Linked DNA regions of Homo sapiens: region 2 is linked to region 1. Evidence: chromatin loops called from intact Hi-C (ENCODE). Cell type or tissue: pancreas. All regions are shown on one strand. Region 1 overlaps CAPN1 (calpain 1). Region 2 overlaps LTBP3 (latent transforming growth factor beta binding protein 3).

What was found. Hi-C counts contacts between places; a loop is a spot of excess contacts. Peaks named below come from ENCODE experiments on the same cell type or tissue, not always from the same donor. Only the 100,000 strongest peaks of a DNase experiment are listed, where the experiment ranks them.
Region 2: a loop joins it to region 1, with 3 times the contacts of the local background. A loop is called at or near these places in 1 of 110 quality-filtered maps.

Annotation. Positions count from the first base shown.
Region 1 is chr11:65,210,511-65,213,010 of GRCh38, reverse strand. It overlaps CAPN1 (calpain 1), which reads right to left. Exons shown (of 22, transcript NM_005186.4): 21 at 2,139-2,197; 22 at 1,005-1,751. The coding sequence ends at 1,725. Among named protein-coding and RNA genes, the nearest start is that of CAPN1, 30 kb to the right of the region's middle. RefSeq lists enhancers at 1-159, 2,403-2,500 and a silencer at 1,509-1,712. In pancreas, no CTCF peak of the experiment used is centred here; DNase peaks (open chromatin) are centred at 710, 1,381, 1,528 and 2,374.
Region 2 is chr11:65,539,130-65,541,629 of GRCh38, reverse strand. It overlaps LTBP3 (latent transforming growth factor beta binding protein 3), which reads left to right. Exons shown (of 28, transcript NM_001130144.3): 19 at 1-30; 20 at 337-504; 21 at 676-759; 22 at 1,016-1,144; 23 at 1,248-1,385; 24 at 1,477-1,617; 25 at 1,749-1,910; 26 at 2,002-2,082; 27 at 2,171-2,302; 28 at 2,399-2,500. Among named protein-coding and RNA genes, the nearest start is that of SCYL1, 15 kb to the right of the region's middle. RefSeq lists enhancers at 452-501, 718-1,012 and silencers at 752-1,511, 1,562-1,761. In pancreas, CTCF peaks have their summits at 601 and 1,347; DNase peaks (open chromatin) are centred at 879, 1,409, 1,649, 2,409 and 1 weaker place; H3K4me3 peaks cover 1,697 bases; H3K27ac peaks cover 2,040 bases.

The sequences.
Region 1 (2,500 bases):
ACAAAGCAAGAAAGCCCAAATAGGGCAGTCAGGAAGAAGCCCTGCTCTTCCCACCTCTACCTCAGTGACTCAGAGTTTATGAGAGGTTAGGGTCCCAGGTCATCCAGACGTGGTGTTCCCATCCCCACATCAAATAAAACCCAATCCAGAGAGCAAGTAAGGGTTTGAGCAAGATGGCAGGGCCCTGCAGACCCTCCTGCCCTCCAGCCCCTCACACACCAGCCCAAGCTGCAGGAAGAGCTGAGCCACTGCCCTCACTGCTGAAGACTCTGAGCCCAACAGGACCTGGACTCCCAGTGAGGAGGTGACAAGGGCAAAACGCAAGCTCAAGATAGCAGTGTGCGGGCAGCCTTCCCCATGGGGCACACAGGGGCCTCCACCTCCATCTCCACCCCAACGCTGGGGCCCACAGCAGCTGACAGCAGCCAACTCCCACCCTCCCCCACCTCGGCCTCTGCTCTGCATTTGCAGCTTCGCCCCATCCCCTCTTCCTTCCCCCAAACCACTCTTATCTCTGGTAAGAAAATCCCAGATCCCAGCAGGCCCTGGAGCGGCTTATGTAAGTGCAGGTGTCTGGGTCACAGGGGCTCCCCACAGAGGGACCTGAAGGCGGCTCTGTGCTCGGGGGAGCTCTCTGGGGGGCCGGGTGTGTGCTAAGTAGAGGTTTGAATTTCAGCCAGAGCCTCACCTCAACGGGCCGAAGTGTGCAAGAAAGGTAGGGGTCAGGCCTCCTGGGCGGCGGGGAGGGCATGTAGGATCAGCAGAGCCATGTGGGACCTCAGCTGTGTGGCCCTGTCCCTGCAGCTAGGGCCCCTCCTTCCCAACCTCCCAGGGCCAGGGGTGGTCTTGCCCAGATACCCAGTACTCCAGTAGGGGTTCAAGCTTCAAGGTCAAGGGGAAGGAGATGGAGGGGTTGGAGGGGAGGGGTGAGCTGAGGCCACGAGCTGCCCCCATGGGCCGGGGCCTGCAGGTGCCCTCCAGGCAGTAGGCTGGGGAGAAACACATCACAGACAGATGTGGGGCCTTTTATTATTTGGGGTTCCTCTATATGGAACACGGGACCTCCCCACCCCAAGCCTAGTGCCTCTGGCACCCCCATAACCAGTACACAAGTCCCTGAAGAGTCCCCTTTAAAATCACTAATATAAAAAAGGAGCGAAGGAGGGAAGGCCGACCGCCCACAGGCTGGGCAGCTCCTGGTCGGCAGCAGGGCCAGGGAAGGACAGAGGGGGCGTTGGCTTCGGCGCAGGAAGGCACAGGCGTTCCCAGCCCCGGGGCCTCCCCGAGCCGGGAGGCGGCTCCACACGCCTGGACTGCAGACTGTGTCGAGCTAGTGGTTATAGTTTATAGTCTGCAGGCAAGGCCAGGCCGGTGGTGCTGAGTGGGTGGCCTCTGAAGTGGGGAGAGGGGACACATCAGGATGCTGGGGAAACCCGGGGCTGTCCCGAGGCAGGAACAAGCGAAAGCTGCCTTCCTGGCTTGGCAATGGGTGGGGCCCAGGGAGTCCATCCCGAGCCCATGGCTGGCACAGGCAGGGGCCACACAGTTCTGCCCGGAGCAGATGAACGATGGTGGCTGGGAGGAGAGGGGACAGGAGGACGAGGCTGCCTCTCTGCTCCAAGGAAGGCACTTGCAGCTGGGGTGGCCTGGTGTGGTGTGGTAGGAGGCGAGGCTTGGCAGACGAGGAGGGAGGGGAGCACGGCAAGGGGGACCGAGTCCCTGCCTCATGCAAACATGGTCAGCTGCAACCACTGCGGGAGAACAGGCAGGTCAGCTGGGGCCGCAGAAATGGCTCCCTGGCTTCTTCCCCACCCAAACCCCAGGTCCAGCCCCCAACTCCACGTCTCAGGAGCCACCTCAGGAACCTCATGGAGGGGTTACTTTCTTACCTCCTCCACCCCTGGGAAACCAGAGTGCTGCTCCCATAGGGGCCTCCAAGGGCCTGGACCTCCCCTCCTGCTCCTTTCCCAGAATCCAGACACCCCCACCCCAGCCTTTCAGGATTCAGGTGGCCCGGGCTTCAGGGTTGGCTCTGAGGCCCAGGCTCATTTCCAGGAAAGGACAGGGAACACTGGCCAGATAAGAAAATTCGATCGCCTGGAACTCTTCCCCAACCATGGGCCCAGGGAGGTTCCCACCTTAAACAAGTCAAAGGTCACAACTCCATCCAGATCTGTGTCCAGAGTTTTGAAAAATCCTGTGTGTTCAAGAAAAGGTGATACAGGGCTGAAAACTCAGTGGGATATTCACGCAGGGCCAGGCCTGGCCCCCTTCCTGCCTGGTCCCTCTCTACCTCCCCACAGTACCGCAAGCTGACACCCCTTGAAGCTGGGAAGCTTCACCCCTTCCTGCTGCCTGAGAAGCCACTGTCAACTCCCTCCCTCCCCGACTCTCCTGGCACTCAGCCAGGGCCCCCCAAACCCAGACCCAGGCCTCTCTGGCACACACCCACAGCACTGGCCTGTATCTGCTAATTCACCCATCTGTCATTCCCCCCAGC
Region 2 (2,500 bases), 330 kb before region 1:
CTCCCACCCAGGACCAGCACGGTTGTGAGGGTGAGTGTCCTCCCAGCTCCTCCCTCGGACTGGACAACTCCCCTGAGCTGCAGCTGGGATTCAGAGATGTGTCCTGGCCCCACCCTCCTAAATTTGGGGAACCGGAAGAAATCTCTTTTGGCTGGGGGAGTCTGGTGGGGCCAGACGATGAAGGGTCCAGAACACCACGTTGAGAACAGAGCCAACTCTCAGGAGGAGGCTAAGGGGAGCCAGGGAATGTGGGGGGAAAGACCTGTGGTGGGTGGGCAGGGTGGACAGGGCCAAGGGGGGTCTGTGCACAACCCTGAGCTGCCGTCTGCCCCTCAGAGGTGGAGCAGCCCCACCACAAGAAGGAGTGCTACCTGAACTTCGATGACACAGTGTTCTGCGACAGCGTATTGGCCACCAACGTGACCCAGCAGGAGTGCTGCTGCTCTCTGGGGGCCGGCTGGGGCGACCACTGCGAAATCTACCCCTGCCCAGTCTACAGCTCAGGTCAGGAGCCGGGCAGGCCCCTTCCCAGATCTTCAGTTTCTTCATCTGGAAGCCAAATGTGGGAAATGGCGCCCCCTGGCAGTTGGGAAATAGGCGGCGGGCTGCAGCCCTAAGCCCACGCGCGCGCTCAGTCCTGCCTCTTCCCTCCCCACGGCCGCCCTGCCCCTGCAGCCGAGTTCCACAGCCTCTGCCCAGACGGAAAGGGCTACACCCAGGACAACAACATCGTCAACTACGGCATCCCAGCCCACCGTGGTAAGCGCCCTGCGGCTCCGCCCGCCCCGCGCCCTCTCACCCCGGGTTGGGCTCGCCCGGATCCCGCCGGGACTCGCTGGGTCAGCTGCCCGCGCCGGGTAAGCCCCGCCCGCACCTTCCTCGCAGGCCCCGCCCTGTAGGCCCCGCCCCTCCTGTAGGCCCCGCCCGGGGATGGCTTCGCTCCGGTGGTGCGCCCAGCCCACGCCTCCGGGCTGCAGCTGCGGGACCGGAGCGGCCAGTGTTTGTCACCCCGCAGACATCGACGAGTGCATGTTGTTCGGGTCGGAGATTTGCAAGGAGGGCAAGTGCGTGAACACGCAGCCTGGCTACGAGTGCTACTGCAAGCAGGGCTTCTACTACGACGGGAACCTGCTGGAATGCGTGGGTGAGCTCCGCCCCCCGGCGGCCGTGGGGAAGCGGCAGGGAGACACGCGCCACCGCGCCCATCCCGGGCCTGCCCCTGCTACCCACGCTTTTCCTCCCTGCAGACGTGGACGAGTGCCTGGACGAGTCCAACTGCCGGAACGGAGTGTGTGAGAACACGCGCGGCGGCTACCGCTGTGCCTGCACGCCCCCTGCCGAGTACAGTCCCGCGCAGCGCCAGTGCCTGAGCCCGGAAGAGATGGGTGAGGCCCGGGCCGGGGAGTGGGGTACGCGGGAGGGGCGGGGCCCGGGCCGAGCTGTGACGGCCCCCACCCACCCCCTCGCTGTTCGTAGACGTGGACGAGTGCCAGGACCCGGCAGCCTGCCGCCCTGGCCGCTGCGTCAACCTGCCGGGCTCCTACCGCTGCGAGTGTCGCCCGCCCTGGGTGCCCGGGCCCTCCGGCCGCGATTGCCAGCTCCCCGAGAGCCCGGCCGGTGAGGGCGAGGGTTGGCCTTGGCCGATCCCGGGGCCCTGTCCGTCACGTGGCCCCCGCGCAGGTGGGGTGGGGCGGAGGCGGGCGGTTCCTGCCTTGGGCCCCTCCCCTGATGCCAGGTGTCTTCCGCAGAGCGTGCCCCGGAGCGGCGCGACGTGTGCTGGAGCCAGCGCGGAGAGGACGGCATGTGCGCTGGCCCCCTGGCCGGGCCTGCCCTCACCTTCGACGACTGCTGCTGCCGCCAGGGCCGCGGCTGGGGCGCCCAATGCCGACCGTGCCCGCCGCGCGGCGCGGGTAAGGCAGTCGGGGAGGAGTTGGCCGGGAGCGAGGATGGGGGCCAGGGCCCGGGGACCCGGACGTCGCTGACCAGTTCTGCTCCTCCCAGGGTCCCATTGCCCGACATCGCAGAGCGAGAGCAATTCCTTCTGGGACACAAGCCCCCTGCTGTTGGGGAAGCCCCCAAGAGGTGAGTGCTGCCGGGTCGGGCGGTGGCGGGGTTGGTAGCCTTTGGCCGGGGCTCAGTGTTGAAGTCCATATTGTTCCGGGCCACGCAGATGAGGACAGTTCAGAGGAGGATTCAGACGAGTGTCGCTGCGTGAGTGGCCGCTGCGTGCCGCGGCCGGGCGGCGCCGTGTGCGAGTGTCCCGGCGGCTTCCAGCTCGACGCCTCCCGCGCCCGCTGCGTGGGTGAGCCGGGCTTCGGGGGTGGGGGCAGGGGCGGGGCCGGTGGTGAGGAGCCGCCTGGAGGCTCAGCGAAGCCGCACCTGTCGCCCTCACCTTCAGATATCGACGAGTGCCGAGAGCTGAACCAGCGCGGGCTGCTGTGCAAGAGCGAGCGCTGCGTGAACACCAGCGGCTCCTTCCGCTGCGTCTGCAAAGCCGGCT